2 separate regions of the Mus musculus genome follow, and region 2 is linked to region 1. A link is a loop called in an ENCODE intact Hi-C map of the cell type or tissue named here. Cell type or tissue: left cerebral cortex. All regions are shown on one strand.

Region 1 (8,000 bases):
ATGTCCTTTTACTTTTATGTGCATAATCTGGCACAAATACCAACTTAGGCACACACAAACCACGAAAATACTTGGTATAGCATCATGTTACCGTGTCTTTTAGCAACAGACATAGAAGAAAACAAAACTGACAAATTTCTGAAGATGAATTAAAGATAATGATTTTAAGGAAACATACACATAAGTAAGTAGATAAATAAAAAGTGTTCTAAGTGAGACTAAATAAATAAATAAATAAATAAATAAAAAAAGACAAAACTGATCTCAAAAAGCAACAAGAAGCCGGGCACGGTGGTGCACGCCTTTAATCCCAGGACTTGGGAAGCAGAGTGCAGGTGGATCTCAATGAGTTGGAGGCCAGCCTGGTGTACAGAGCAAGTTCCAGGACAGCCAAGGGTACATAGAGAGACCCTGTCTTAAAAACAAAAAGAAAAAAAAAAGAACGTTCCTGGAACCGCTGTTCTTCAGAAATGAAAGGCAAGTAAATTCTTTCCAAGCGAACTGACTTAATTAGCACTACCAGGCTGGATTCTTAAGGCAGTCCTGCACAGATGGGAAAGGATAACTGTCTCAGGGAAGCACTCGAAAGCACACCGCTCACTGGCAGAGCATCCATGGAAAGAAAATCAGCACACCACAAAGGAGAGCAACCCAGCTACAAACCCTTTGGTCTACAGTGGTGACCTGCTTGCAGGATACTGGTGGCACGAAGCCTGTGGTAGCAATCACTGTCTCACCCCCAAGGTTTCAAAAGCCTATGCCAGGGCAAGTGTATGGTTCTCTGCCAGCGGCCTGTGGACCAGGATGTAAAGCTCCCAGCTACTCTCCCAATGCCACGCCTGCTTGCTTCCTGCCATGATGACAATGACAAGCTGTCTGAAACTGTAACCAAGTTTCTATTAGGAGCTCTTTTAGGCAACTTTTATAAAAGAAAGCATGGGACCCATTCCTGACATTGTTTAGGTGGCCAAGAACCCGAGATAGGGACCTAGGGGAAAATCAAATACCATTGTTCTGCCAAAAGAGCATAGCAGAAAAGTGACTCCTAATGACCTTCTGTGACACTCACAGATCAGTGTCTTGCTCAGCCATGATCAGAGAAACTTCCTCCTGTAGGTGCTGGGAACAAAATCAGAGACTCATAGTGCAGAGACACCGTGCAGAGAGAGACCTTGGACCACTCAGTCCTAAATGGGATGTGTCCATCAAATCTTTCCCCTCAGGATTCGGGGACCTCTGTGGAAGAGGAAGCAGAGAGATTGTAAGAGCCAGAGGACTAATGAAGGACACCACAAACACAGGCCTTCTGGGTACAGCAGGGTCGCTGCACATAAGCACACACGTTACTGGGAGCGAGAGGATGAGTTTCTTCAGTGCTAGGCTGCCTCGGAGTGTCGCTGCTACACCAAGTCCCCGTGCCCGTGTTCAGGCTGCCCTTGAGGCTTGAGATTGCCAGTCTTGTCCAGAGGCTTACTGTCTGGCTTACTGTGTGACTTATTTCCTCTCCTGCCCAGGAAGCTGTGTTGGATGGGGACTGTTTCCTATTATTTCCCTCTGTGTTAGCCTTCTGTGTTTTTTTTATTTTTCATTTATTTATTTATTTTTGGCTTTTTTTGAAAAATTATTTGTTTTGTGTGTATTAGTATTTTGCCTGTATATGCAATATGTGTGTGCTTAATGCCCATGGAAGCTAGAAGAGGGCCTTGATTTTCCTGGAACTAGAATTACAGTTAGCTATTGTTAGCTTCCCTATGAGTTCCGGGGCCAAACTTGATCCTCTGTGAGAGTGGCCAGTTCTTTTAATTGCTGAGCCATCTTTCCAGTCCTGTTTTATTTATTTATTTATTTATTTATTTATTTATTTATTTATTTATTGAGACAGGGTTTCTCTGTATAGCCCTGGCTGTCCTGGAACTCACTTTGAAGATCAGGCTGGCCTCGAACTCAGAAATCTTCCTGCCTCTGCCTCCCGAGAGCTGGGATTAAAGGCATGTGCCACCACTGCCTGGATTATTTTTATTTTTTAAGTTAAATTTATTTTGTGTATGTATGTGCATACATACCTTTATTTATTTTTTGTATAGTTGCCAACCTTGACTTCTGTCTTCGTTACTCTTCTACTGCTGTGAAGAGACACCGTGGCTAAGCAGCTCTTATAGAAGGAAGCATCTCATTGGATTCTTGGTTACAGTTTCAGTTTGTCCATTATCATCCTGGCAGAAAGCAAGCAGGCGTGGCACTGAGAGAATAGCTGAGAGCTTTACATCCTGACCCACAGGCAGCTGGCAGGGAACCATACACTTGCCCTGGCACGGGCTTTTGAAACTTCAAAGTCCACTCGTGACACACCTTCTCCAACAAGGCCATACTTCCTGGTTCTTTCCGGACAGTTCATCAACTGGGGACAAAGCATGTAAATGCATGAACCTATGGGAGCCATTGTTATTCAAACCACCACAGTTCTTCATTTTTTCCTTTGTTTTTCTCTTGAAACTATAATCTCGCCTTTGCTACCCTGACTCTTGTTCATGGCCATACATGGAAGGAACTTCTGGTCTGCCAGTTTACTCTTGTCTCAGGATGGTTTTTAAAGGAAGTGCAAAATAAGTGTCATTAGTCCTATTTATTTATTTATTTATTTATTTTTACCTTAGGTCTCTGTTGATCTTGGATGATGTTTGGGATCCTTGGGTGTTAAAAGCTTTTGACAATCAGTGTCAGATTCTTCTTACAACCAGAGATAAGAGTGTTACAGATTCAGTAATGGGTAAGGAGTTTCTGTCTTTTTTTTTTAACTTGGTTTTTCGAGACAGGGTTTCTCTGTGTATCCCAGGCTGGCCTCGAACTCAGAAATCTGCCTGCCTCTGCCTCCCAAGTGCTGGGATTAAAGTCATGCGCCACCACTGCCTGGCGGGTAAAGAGTTTCAATTTACTTTTTAACACTATGGGGAAGTTATTAAACTAGAAGGCGTTGTTTCATCCAGTACATGTACATACGTGACGTGACAAATTGCTTACTTTGTGCCACGATTTTGCTTCAGGTCCTAAGCATGTTGTCCCTGTGGAGAGTGGTCTAGGGAGAGAGAAAGGACTTGAGATCTTGTCACTTTTTGTTAACATGAAGAAAGAAGATCTGCCAGCGGAGGCTCACAGTATTATAAAGGAATGCAAAGGTAGTGCTGCCTGGGTCTGGGGTGTTGTGGGAATGCTGACGCTCTGGTGTAAAGCAGGCTGATGACTACGATAACTTAGCACATCAACACTGGAACCTGCTTTGTGGTATTTAATGGTTAGGTACTTTTGATACCTTAAGTGACTACACTTGGTATTTATTAATTCTTCAAACACCGTTGCATGTACCCACCATATGTTAAAGACTATGTTAATGAGAAAGGTGAAATAAGGTTAAGACCTGTGCTGCCAAACAGTGGAAAATATCCTGAACATCATATAAAATTACTTGGTTTGGACTCTTATACAATTAAAATTTCAGTGTGGTAAGTAGATACTGTTACCCTCTAACACTTTGATGTGAAATCAAAGTTTTACTTGTTCTGAGGATGAGGGAAACAAGAAAACACAATCTCAGCCTTAGTGTCTCTTACTAGACTTTGACAGCACAGATCGCTCGGACACCACCTGTGTAGATATATTTACCAGACAGCATGTGAGTAATCAACTCTGCATGTTTACCAACTGCACGTCCCCTTAATTCTTAAATGGTTTACATGGAAAACGTGACCATCCTACAGGTTGAAAGATCAGCTCCCATGACGACCTCTCTCTGCTTCCAACTTGTCAGTTAACAGGTTGTTTATAACCCATGCTTCTGACTCAGCTTGTTTAATTTGTTTGAGCAGTTTACAGGAATCAGGGAAACACATTTACTGCCCTCTAGAGGATAATACAGACATACAGACAGGAGGTATAGCGATGAGCTCAGGACAGAGGGGAGAGCTTCTGTGCTGCCTTCTGTGTGCCAGCCTGCAGAAGCTCTCCCGTGTGTTCAGCCTCTGCAGTTCCCTCTGGACGCCACTGCATAGGCAGGACTGGCAGCCATGTAGCAAGGGTATTGGACAAGAAGAATAATGCAAAAAAACTGAGCCAATGGTATTGTAATGAGTATCTGCGAGTGAAAGCTGCCTTATTTCTCACGATATTCTTAAAAGACAGACCTTGAAATCTTGAAGTAAGGTAAATCAGGGGCTATAAATACCCATAGGTCTTGGGTAACTTGCATTGAAAATCGTTTCCTGTGCTGGTGAGATGGCTTAGTTGGGTAAAGATGCTTGCTGCCAAGCCTGACAGCCTGAGTTTCATCCAGGCTTGCATGAAATGACAGAGCTGACAAATTGTCCTCTGACCTTCATACACTCATACCCCCATACCCCACCCACCCACACCTCCATCCACCTCCCCACACACTCATGTCCTCCACATACCCACATTAACCGCCCTCCATACACACACACTTGGAGCACGTAGGGAGAGAGAGAGATTTAAAACGATGAAATAAAATTGTTTAGTGGTGATTTTTAACTAAGATGGTATTAATGTAATCACCTCCCCACCTCCCCCCCCCAGGTTCTCCTCTTGTAGTGTCTTTAATTGGTGCGCTTTTACGTGATTTTCCCAATCGCTGGGCATACTACCTCAGACAGCTTCAGAATAAGCAGTTTAAGAGAATAAGGAAGTCTTCATCTTATGATTATGAGGCTCTAGATGAAGCCATGTCGATAAGTGTTGAAATGCTCAGAGAAGACATCAAAGACTATTACACAGACCTTTCCATCCTTCAGAAGGACGTCAAGGTACCTACAAAGGTAATGGACAACCCGCCCTCCTTATCACTGGGTCCTTATGGCATGTGCACTTTGGTAGTTGGACTGACATGAGAGGTGAGGGTACCAAAGTCCCTGCTGTTAGTCTCCATCAAAGGCTCTGTGCTGAGCCTGTTTCTTACTTCTCAGTGGTTCTAGGGAAGGTAGAGAAGCACCCGGTTTTTCATTTTATCTTGGAAACTAATTGAGTCTCTTAAGCCAGAGATATCAAGGAAATAGTGTATTGATCAAAATACTCTGTTTCCCATACTTACTGCTCATTGTCCTTTTATGGTCTGCTAAATGCTAGGTGTTGTGCGTTCTCTGGGACTTGGAAACGGAAGAAGTTGAAGACATCCTGCAGGAGTTCGTTAATAAGTCTCTCTTATTCTGTAATCGGAATGGAAAGTCATTTTGTTATTATTTACATGATCTTCAAGTAGATTTTCTTACAGAGAAGAATCGCAGTCAGCTTCAGGTACTGAAATGCCACTTGTGCTTGAACTTTTGGTTTTGAAACAGTTTTAGACTTGCTATATAAAGACATTCCGGCTGGGCGTGGTGGTGCACGCCTTTAATCCTAGCACTTGGGAGGCAGAGGCAGGCGGATTTCTGAGTTCGAGGCCAGCCTGCCTGGTCTACAGAGTGAGTTCCAGGACAACCAGGGCCACACAGAGAAACCCTGTCTCAAAAAAACCAAAAAAAAAAAAAAAAAAAAAAAAACCCAAAAAACAAACCAAACCAAAAAAAGACATACAAACGATATTGCAGATTGTGTAAACTGTTCCCTTGTTTCCCTTATTGCTAACATCTTACATAACTATAATACAGTTGTCAAAATTAGAAAATTACCATTGATGTACTATTATTAGCTAATAATTCACAAGTTTATTTGGATTTTACCAACGTCTCTACCAATGTTCCTTCAACGGTCCAGATCCAATTCAGGATCCCATCTGATAATGGCAGCATCTGATGTCCCTAATTGTCATCTCCCTAATCAGTGCTTGTCTTTAATGCGAATGAAACCTAAGGCCTGGTGCATAGCAGGCAAGTGCTTTACTCTGGGCTCCGTCTCCAGCCCAGCTGCGGTGGTTTGGAAGAGCGCTAACCAGTTAGTTTAAACTCAGTTCCCTAACTTGACTTTGTCTGCTGTCTTCTGAGTGGCCTGAGGTTGTGCCTCTTTGGCAGGGGCTGGAGAGATGGCACTGAGAGCACCCATGTTAGGTAGCTCACAACTGCCTGTATTTCCAGTTTCAGAGGATCTGACAGTCTCTTCTGGCCCCTTTGGATACTACATTCTATGTACACTAACACACACACACACACACACACACACACACACACACACACACACACACACACGTTTTAAAGAACTATTCAGAAGTGATGCTGTGCCTTTATGCCCTCCTCATCAGGGAGTGAGGTTGGGTAATGTAGATGTTGATTATTTGATTAAAGGGGTGCTTACATGATTCTCCACTCTCTCTCCCTTTTGTAAGCAGCTTGTGGGCGAGATTTTCGTCATAGCTGTGGAAGTGGGAGATCCTCTACTGCTCAGGTTATCGTATTGTTTGCGTCCTCTGATGTGCTTGATGTGGGTTTCAGGATCTGCACAGGAAGATGGTCACTCAGTTTCAGAGGTATTACCAGCCCCACACGCTGTCTCCAGACCAGGAGGACTGCATGTATTGGTACAACTTCCTAGCCTATCACATGGCTAGTGCCAATATGCACAAAGTAAGATGGCACGTTTGAAAATTCTTTTATTTCAATTTCCTGTTTCTATCTATTGTAAATATTTACCCCCTTTGGGTTTATTTATTTATTTTTCTTACAGATTTTATTTATTTCTTTTTTATGTGTATGAATGTTGTGGCTGCGTGTATTTGTATGCTGTACCCAGGGAGGCCAGAAGAGGCTCCAGGCCCCTGGAACTGGGCTTACAAATGGTTGTAAGCTGCCTGATGTGGATACTGGGAAGAGAACCTGGGTCCTGTGCAAGAACAGCAAGTGCTACCAACCATTAAGCTATCAATAAAATTCTTAAATTTTATTTTCTACTTTACTAGATATTTAAATTTTCACATCGTTAAATGCTATGTAAAATTTTTCTTTGGTGTCATGCTTTATCCTATTAGAATCTGAAGATTTTCATGTATGACGTGTGCTTATTTATTTGGTGTGTTTATGTGTGGGTGTATGCGTGTGGAAGTCGGAGGGTAACTTGCTCCCTCCTTCCACTGTATGTGTTCTAAGGACTGAATCTAGGATGACAGGCTTGGTGGCAGCACCTTTACCCTCTGTCTCTCACCAGCCATTGAAATCTTTCTTTTATTTCTTTGTTTAGTTTTTTGAGTCAGGGTTTCTCTGTGTAGCCCTACCTGTCCTGGAACTTGTTCTGTAGACCAGGCTGGTCTTAAGCTCAGAGATCCACTGGTCTCTTTCTCCCAAGTGTTGGGATCGAAGGTGTGTGCCACCACTACCTAGCTAGACTTTTATTGAAAATATATCTTCTGTAAGATTTTTTTATCCCATTTTTACATTTTTTCTTGTGATTAAAAAAAAGAGGTGGGGGTGGGGGGGAATCTTAGTGACCATAGAAAATGAATCCTTTTTTCCTCTTAGCTGTAACCCTCTTTTATCTGCAGTGTGGATTTGTTTCTAAGTTTTATGTGGCAATGGAAGGTGGGAAAGGATATTCACTAATTCATTTACTGAGTACTTGTTAGGGCAAAGTTTCTCAACCTTCCTAATGCTATGGCACTTCAGTACATTTCCTCGTGTTGTGGCTACCCTCAACTGTACAATTATTTCATTGCTACTTTATAACTGTAATTTTGCTACTGTTATGATTTATAATGTAAATATCTGATACACAGGATATATATATATATATATATATATATATATATATATATATATATATATGACTATATATATATGGTCACTACCACTAGTGGATGAGGGTGTTTGTTCTTTGTTGTTGTTTGTTTTTTGAGCAGGGTTTCTCTGTATAGTCCTGGCTGTCCTAGAACTCACTCTATAGACCAAGCTGACCTTGAACTCAGCATCTCTAGAGTGCCGGGATTAAAGGCACGTGCTTCTGCTGCCCAGCTATAGCTAGTATTCTTATCATTCCTTTATTCTTAGCAAGCCAACAGAAGAGTGGTAAACCTT
Region 2 (8,000 bases), 76 kb before region 1:
TTACATATAATAATAAATAAATGAATAAATAAGTAAATACTTTAAAAAAAGAAAAAAGACAGGGCTTCTCTGTGTAGCCCTGGCTGTCCTGGAACTCTCTGTACACCAGGCTGGCCTCCAACTCATAGACATCGGCCTGCTTCTGCCTCCTGAGTGCTGGAATTAAAGGTGAGCACCATCACCTCCTGGCTAGTTCTTTCCTTTTCGAAAAGTATTATTGTGTGTGCAAAGGTTGCGTGTGTGTGGAGGGCAGAGGACAACTTTATTGAACTGGTTCTCTCTTCCTTGATGTGGGATCTGGATAGCAAGCTCTCCACCTTTATGTGGGTTCCACATAGCAAATTCAAACTTTCTGGCAAAATGTTTTTACCCCCTGAACCGTCTGCAGGAACCCTTATTACCAAGTCATGTTCAGAGCTCACAGCACGACTGCTCTCTAGAAATCTGCAGACAGCTGGGTGGTGGTGGCGCACGCCTTTAATCCCAGCACTCAGGAGGCAGAGACAGGCGGATTTCTGAGTTCGAGGCCAGCCTGGTCTACAAAGTGAGTTCCAGGACAGCCAGGGCTATACAGAGAAACCCTGCCTCGAAAAACAAAAACAAAACCAAACAAGAAATCTGAAGACAGTTTGAGGAAGATCAGCCGAGGGCTCACCAACCCAATGACAATGTTGAAGAATGTGTTTGGTTGACCTTGACTGTAATCCTGATTATTTTTTTTCCAGACAAAACATGAAAGTGCCCTGCTTAACTGTACATTTTGAATTATCTAATTCCTTTACAGTAAGTATACCATGCTAGTTATAAGCAAAATGTTTCATAAGGGAATTGGTTAAATAGACACTGGAGGGCTCGGGCCAAGACTTCAGAGGCTACAGAGACTATAACTGAAGACAGCAGCCAATGCCTCTGCTGCAGAAGGCACTAAGGGGAAATGCTGGGTTCATGGAACTTCCCAATGGCAGGAGGGGAGCCTCGGACTATACGGAGGTTAGTACTGTCATGGTAAAAACAGTCGCAGTTACAAAATTCACTCTCTAACCACTTAGAAAACGCAGCACCTTGAAAAGGGAACACTGGAACTGGAGAGATGGCTCACTGAGTAAAGAAGTCTGGTGGCCAGAGTTTGATCGCCAGAGCCATGTGGTGGAAGGAGAGAGCCAGCTACTACAAATTTTCCACTGACCTGTACACTTGTGTGTGTGTGTGTGTGTGTGTGTGTGCGCGCACACACACACACGCACAAGTGCTTTGTTTAGTCACATGAATTTTAAATATAAAAAGGGACACTAACAAGTCATTTTAGCCTAGTTCTAATCCCATATCAGTAAACTGCAGGGCAAAGACATCTATTTTAAGCTGAGTCAGTCATGTGATAAGTGGCTCCGACAGAGAAATGTGGAGACCGAAACTGCTTTGTGGTGATCCTTGAACTTGGAATTGCAGTGATATCTCCACTATCTCTTGACGTGTGCTTGTTAATCGTTCAGACGGTATTTATGGAACATTTTCTATACATGCGCTGAGAATCCTCTGATGAGCAAAAGCAACCCTTGTAGGATATGTGGGCTTTTTATTTTTTAAGTCAATGTATGTATGTTTCTGTGTATGGATTTGTAGATAGTACAGGTGCTACAGAGGCTAGAAGAGGGCATCAGAGTCCCTGGAGCTGGAGTTAGAGCCTTTGTAGAGAGAAATTTTTTGTTTGTTTTGCTTTGCTTTTTGGAGACAAGGTTTCTCTGTGTAGCTCTGGCTGTCCTGGAACTCACTTTGTATACCAGGCTGGCCTCGGACTCAGAAATCCTGTATCACCTGTCAATTTAAAAAGACCTATGGCCTATAGGAAAGGGTGGAATAGAAGGTGGGACATCTGGTAGGCAGAGAGAATTCTGGGAGAGTTCCAGACACAGGAAGATGTGCAGAGAGATGTATGGTAAGCTGAGAGCCTGTGATGTGCCAAGAAATAAAGAAGGGCTTCAGAAATAACAGGGACTGGTCAAAAGAACAAAGGATCAGACTCGAAGGTCTACACTGGCCATGTTAGAGGCAATATGAATATGAAATGACAATTCATCAACCACCACAGTTGTGGTTTGAATAAAAATGACCCCACAGTGCCCATAGGGAGTAGCACTGTTAGTGGGTTTGGTCTTGTTGGAGTGGGTGTGGCCTTGTTGAAGGAAGTGTGTCATTAGGGGCCAGGCTTCTGAGGTCCCAGAAGCTCAAGCCCAGGGTCGGTGACTCACTGTCACAGGAAGACCTACTTCCTGCCCATCCAGATGTAGAACTCTCCAGCATCGTGTCTGTTTGTGGGCCACCATGACAATAACAGACTAAACCTCTGAATCTGTAAGCCATTCCCAATATAACTCTTTTTTTTTTAAAGATTTATTTATTATTATATGTAAGTACACCGTAGCTGTCTTCAGACACACCAGAAGAGGGAGTCAGATCTTGTTATGGATGGTTGTGAGCCACCATGTGGTTGCTGAGATTTGAACTCTGGACCTTCAGAAGAGCAGTCGGGTGCTCTTACCCACTGAGCCATCTCACCAGCCCCCCAATATAACTCTTAAGAGTTACCATGGTCGTGGTGTCTATTTGCAGCAATAGAAACCCTAAGACAACAGTTACTGATTGATTCCAGTTAGAGTCAGGAGTGGGCAGACAGGTGTGGGGCATCATGCCTTTAATCCCAGCACTCCATGGGCTACTGAGAAAATGCTTGTCAAAACAACAAAGCAAGAGTCAACTATTGATGTGAAAATTAGCGAGAGGGGGGTTGATGAGCAGAATATTTCGCGACCTCAGAATCCCCTCCCCCACACCACCTACTATTACAGAGGAAAATGCCCTAATGAAAAGGCCTGGCGGACGACTCTGCGCATTAGCATTCACCTCGCAAGGAATGAATAAACTGGTATCTAGTGCTTCTTACAAATCACCCAGAACCAGGCCCTTCTGCGTCATCCCCGCCATCACATCATCTGAAAAGGTCAGAGAAACCGGAAAGGGCTAGCATTCTCCACGCTGAGCTGAGCTCCTATACGCTGAGCTCCTCTGTATAATGCCAAGGTCATAAGCCAGGAAGAAAGAACTCCAGGCCAGAGAGAAGGAAACAGCACAGCACGGAAGTTCAGGCTGAATGCTACATGGGCTTCCTGAGTAGCTTCTGGAAGAAAAAGCAACTTTCACTTCTCTGTTTTGTTTTTTTGGTTTTTCGAGACAGGGTTTCTCTATATAGCCCTGGCTGTCCTGGAACTTACTTTGTAGACCAAGCTGGCCTCGAACTCAGAAATCTGCCTGCCTCTGCCTCCCGAGTGCTGGGATTAAAAGGCGTGGGCTACCACGCCCGGCTATTTTTTTTTTTTTAAGACCCAGCAATTGGAAGGCAGAGAAAAATGGGTCTTTAAGTTCCAGGCTAGCCTGATCTACAGAGCAAGTTCCAGGACAGCCAGGGCTAGAGCTACACAGAGAAACCCTATTTCTAAAAACAAAAACAAACCACTGTGCCAAGGTCTCAGATACCCCAGGCTAGCCTCCAGCTCTTTTTATGTAGCAGATGATGACCTTGAACCCCTGATTCTGTCACCTCTACCTCCTAAGTGCTGGGATTGCCAGTGTGAGCCTCCGGTGTGTTCAGGCCTTCATGCATGCTGGACAGTCTACTAACTGAGCCACATCCTCAGACCAGCTTGTTCTTTTTGCTTATATGTTTGTTTGAGACAAGGTCTCACTGTGTAGCCCTGGGTGATCTGGAACTGGGTGATATAGACCAGGCTGGCCTTGAACTCAAAGATCTGTGGGCCTCTGCCTCCCAAGTCTTGGGATTCTGCCACCATGCCCAGGTCATATTCTTTTACATATGTGATTTTACCTTGCCTTCACCTGATTTATTTTTTTCCCCTTTCACAGTATTTCTTTTTTCTTTCTTTCTTTCTTTTTAATTTTTTTGTTTGTTTGTTTTTTTGTTTTTCAAGACAGGGTTTCTCTGTATAGCCCTGGCTGTTCTGGAACTCACTTTGTAGACCAGGCTGGCCTCAAACTCAGAAATACACCTGTCTCTGCCTCCCAAGTGCTGGGATTAAAGGCATGCACCACTACTACCCAGCCACAGTATTTCTTAAGAGTGAATAGTAGGACATAAAAAAATAAGATATTTTTTAAATTAGCTGTGTTGGTAGTCTGTCTGGGCAGTGGTGGTGCATGCCTTTAATCCCAGCACTCAGGAGGCAGAGGCAGGTAGATTTCTGAGTTTGTGGCTAGCCTGGTCTAAACATAAGTTCTAGGACAGCTAGGACGACACAAAGAAACCCTGTCTTGAAAACTCAAAATAATAAATAATTAAATAAATAAACAAATAAATTCATTTCATTTTTTTTCTTGTCTCATTGTGTCTTGTGGGTTTTGAGAGCCTCACTGTGTAACCCTGGCTAGCTTAGAACTCTGAATATAAGTCAGACTGGCCTCCAACTTGCAGAGACCTACTTGTTTCTGCCTCTTGGGTCTGAGATTAAAAACACGAGTCATCCTTCCTAGCATTATTAGATATTAAAAAATTAATTTTATGTGCATAAATGTTTTGCCTGGATGTTGGTAGCATGACCATATGTTCACAGAGGCCAGAAGAGGGCCTCAAACCCAGGTCCTCTGGAAAAGCAGCCAGTGCTGTTAACCACTGAGCCATCTCTCCAGCCCTGAAAACTCTTCCCCACCCCAACTCCAGAATAAAACCAATTTATTCTTATTAATTCACAAAACACAATACAGTTAGTTCAAAGAGGTCAAACACTTGCCCATTAACCACCCTACAAGCCTCAGTGAACATCGACAATTATAACTCTTTTTGTGGTCATTCTGAAAGAATGGAGCTTTTAGAAATCTAGGTCCCCATTTGCACTAGCAATTATATAGAGCCAATTACATTTCTTCAGTTTGTATTTCTTAATTAGATTCAACCATTTCCAATTCTGCTCTGCCACGCACTTAGTTGAAGCTGGCACAGAGCTTGAAGTCATTCTAGTGCTGGGAATGCCCTAGAAACTGCTTGATCTCAAGAGATCAGGACCCACAAACTGCTGGTCTGGCAGCTGATCCCCCTGAAGCTCCTGGTTAAGTGATGTCAGGCTTTTCAGGCTCAGCACTGCCACCTCTGCTGAAGGCCCCGGCGATGGCGTGATCCAGGGTGTTCCGTACTACAGAGCCCATGGTCACACCAACTGCAGTGGATGCCATCTGGGCTACCAGGCCTGGCTGCCAGGGTGCAGAAGCAAGTGAGCCAACTGCAGGTAGTGCAGCTGCTGCTGGAGGCTGACCTGCAGGTGATCTTCTGGGAGCAGCTCTCATTTGAGTGACGACCTGGGAGATGCTGCTTCAACTTCCACAAGTCATCCCAGAGGTTCATAGATTCAGTGTTCAGAGAAAACAGACTGCCCTGAAAATTCTTAGTAGTTAAGGCTGAGGCTTAGCCATTTACTCAGAAGAAAATTCACTTATGTGACGAGCTATGAAAACTCTTAATATATAAAGACTATGTCTTAGGGTTTTGCTGCTATGAACAGATACCACGACCAATGCAAGTCTTATAAAAGACAACATTTAGTTGGGGCTGGCTTTCAGGTTCAGAGGTTCAGTCCACTATCATCAAAGCAGGAGCAGGGCAGCATCCAGACAGGCATTGTATAGGAGGAGCTGAGAGTTTTACATCTTCATCTGAAGGCTGCTAGCAGAATACTGGCTTCCAGGCAGCTAGGAGTAGCCCAAACCCACAGTGACACACCTACTCCAACAGGGCCACACCTTCTAATAATGCCACTCCCTGGGCCAAGCATGTACAAACCATCACAGACTATATAAATCATATCCAAATGGCAAGAAATGGCTTTGTTCCAAAGTCAGTAACAAAGCTGGGCGTGGTGGCGCAGGCCTTTAATCCCAGCACTCAGGAGGCAGAGGCAGGTGGATCTCTGAGTTTGAGGCCAGCCTGGTCTACAGAGTGAGTTTCAGGACAGTCAGGGCTATACAGAGAAATCCTGTCTCGAAAAACCAAAAAAAAAAAAAAAAAAAAGTCAGTATCAAAATTGGTACACATAATGCCACAGACGTATTAGGACACAGTGTAGGGAATCTTGGATTTTATCATTACACAAATGAGATGACTAGTTTTTCTCAACTTGATACAAACTAGAGTCAACTAAGAAGAGGAGACCATAACTGAAGAATGGACTCCATTCTATTGGCCTGTAGGAAGGTCTGTGGGGGCTTTTCCTTGATTAATTATTGATGTGAGAGGGCACAGCCACTCTGGGTGGTGCCACCTCTGAACAAGTGGTGCTGGGCTGTGTAAGACTGCGAGATGAGCAAGGCAGTAAGCAGTGCTCATTTCTTCATAGTCTCTGCTTCAGTTTCTACCTTGAATTCTTCCCTTAATGATGAACTGTAAGCTGTAAGCTGTAAGCCAAATACTCCATTTCTAAACCCAAGTTGCTTTTAATTATGATAAGTATTAGTCACTTTACTGCTGTGATAAACTACCATGATCAAAGTAAAGGGTTTATTTGGGCTTATGGTACCAGAGGAATAAGAAGTTACCAGTAGCCAGGCATGGTGGTGCACGCCTTTAATCCCAGCACTCGGGAGGCAGAGGCAGGTGGATATCTGAGTTTGAGGCCAGCCTGATCTACAAAGTGAGTTCCAAGACAGCCAGGGCTATACAGAGAAACCCTGTCTCAAAAAATAAAAAACAAACAAACAAAAACCGCACACACAAACTAGAAGTTATCAGTATCATTGTGGGGAGGCATGGTGGCAGGCAAGCATGGTGGATAGAGCAGCAGCAATCTGAGAGCTCACATCTTTTACCTTAAGCATGAAGCACAAAGAGAGAGAGAGAGAGAGGGAGAGAGAGAGAGAGAGAGAGAGAGAGAACTAGAAGTGGCACAAATTTCTAAAGTCTCAAAGCTTGTCTCAATGACATACTTCTTCTAGCAAGGCCATACCTCCTAGACCTCCCCAAACAGTGCTACTAATTGGGGACCAAGGGTTTAAATACGTAAGTCGGGACTGGAGAGATGGCTCAGCGGTTAAGAGCACTGGCTGTTCTTCCAGAGGTCCTGAGTTCAATTCCCAGCAATCACATGGTGGCTCACAACCATCTGTAATGAGATCCAATGACCTCTTCTGGTGTGTCTGAAGACAGCTACAGTGTACTGGTATAAAATAAACAAACAAATAAATAAATCTTTAAATACATAAGTCTATGGGGGACATTCTCATTTAAGCATAGTGTTTATTAGAGCAACAGGAAAAGTAACTAGGACACCAAGTAATTTATAGGAACTTCGACCATCCATTGGTGGGCTCACCAATCTGACAGATAGAGGTCAGTGAAGTCACACATCCAGGCTAAAGCAATCAGATTTTATAGCGTTTAGGTAAGGGGTGGTGATTTGTCAGTTAGGAACTCGGATTATGTCCATACATGGTCAAAACCTGAGCCCCTGGGCGGGCACTCTTGGGTAGGTGGCAGGAACTTGGAGAGATGACATGTTAGTCTGGAGAAGTTTTCTCTAAGTGGGTCTGGGAGTTTTCTCTGTGCAGGCAAGGTTGGGGGAAGGATGTTCTAGACTAACACTCTGAACTGGTGCATCCCAGAACTCCTCAGAAGGCTCTTTAAGGTCTGAGAGCAGCTATGTTTTTCCAGGAGCTTTGACACTATTAGAAATGACCTCTGGATGGGTAATTGTGTTGATTTGAATATGCTTGGCCCAGGGAGCAACTCTATTAGGAGGTATGGCCTGTTGGAGTAGGTGTGGCCTTGTTGATTGAAGTGTGTCATTGTGGGCATGGGCTTTAAGACCCTCATCTTAGCTCCTTGGAAGCCAGTCTTTTGTTTGCCTTCTGAAAGATGTAGAACACTCAGCTCTTCCTATATCATACCTACCTGGGCACTGCCATGTTCCCGCCTTGATGATAATGAACTGAGCCTCTGGACCTGTAAG

What was found. Hi-C counts contacts between places; a loop is a spot of excess contacts. Peaks named below come from ENCODE experiments on the same cell type or tissue, not always from the same donor. Only the 100,000 strongest peaks of a DNase experiment are listed, where the experiment ranks them.
Region 2: a loop joins it to region 1, with 3 times the contacts of the local background. A loop is called at or near these places in 29 of 42 quality-filtered maps.

What each region holds. Positions count from the first base shown.
Region 1 is chr10:91,056,871-91,064,870 of GRCm38, reverse strand. Apaf1 (apoptotic peptidase activating factor 1) reads left to right here. Exons shown (of 27, transcript NM_009684.2): 6 at 2,655-2,767; 7 at 3,042-3,173; 8 at 4,585-4,823; 9 at 5,131-5,298; 10 at 6,429-6,560. Among named protein-coding and RNA genes, the nearest start is that of Apaf1, 22 kb to the left of the region's middle. In left cerebral cortex, CTCF peaks have their summits at 3,897 (motif pointing left) and 6,778; DNase peaks (open chromatin) are centred at 599 and 3,817.
Region 2 is chr10:91,132,682-91,140,681 of GRCm38, reverse strand. No RefSeq gene overlaps it. Among named protein-coding and RNA genes, the nearest start is that of Slc25a3, 13 kb to the right of the region's middle. In left cerebral cortex, no CTCF peak of the experiment used is centred here; DNase peaks (open chromatin) are centred at 3,105 and 4,919; H3K27ac peaks cover 222 bases.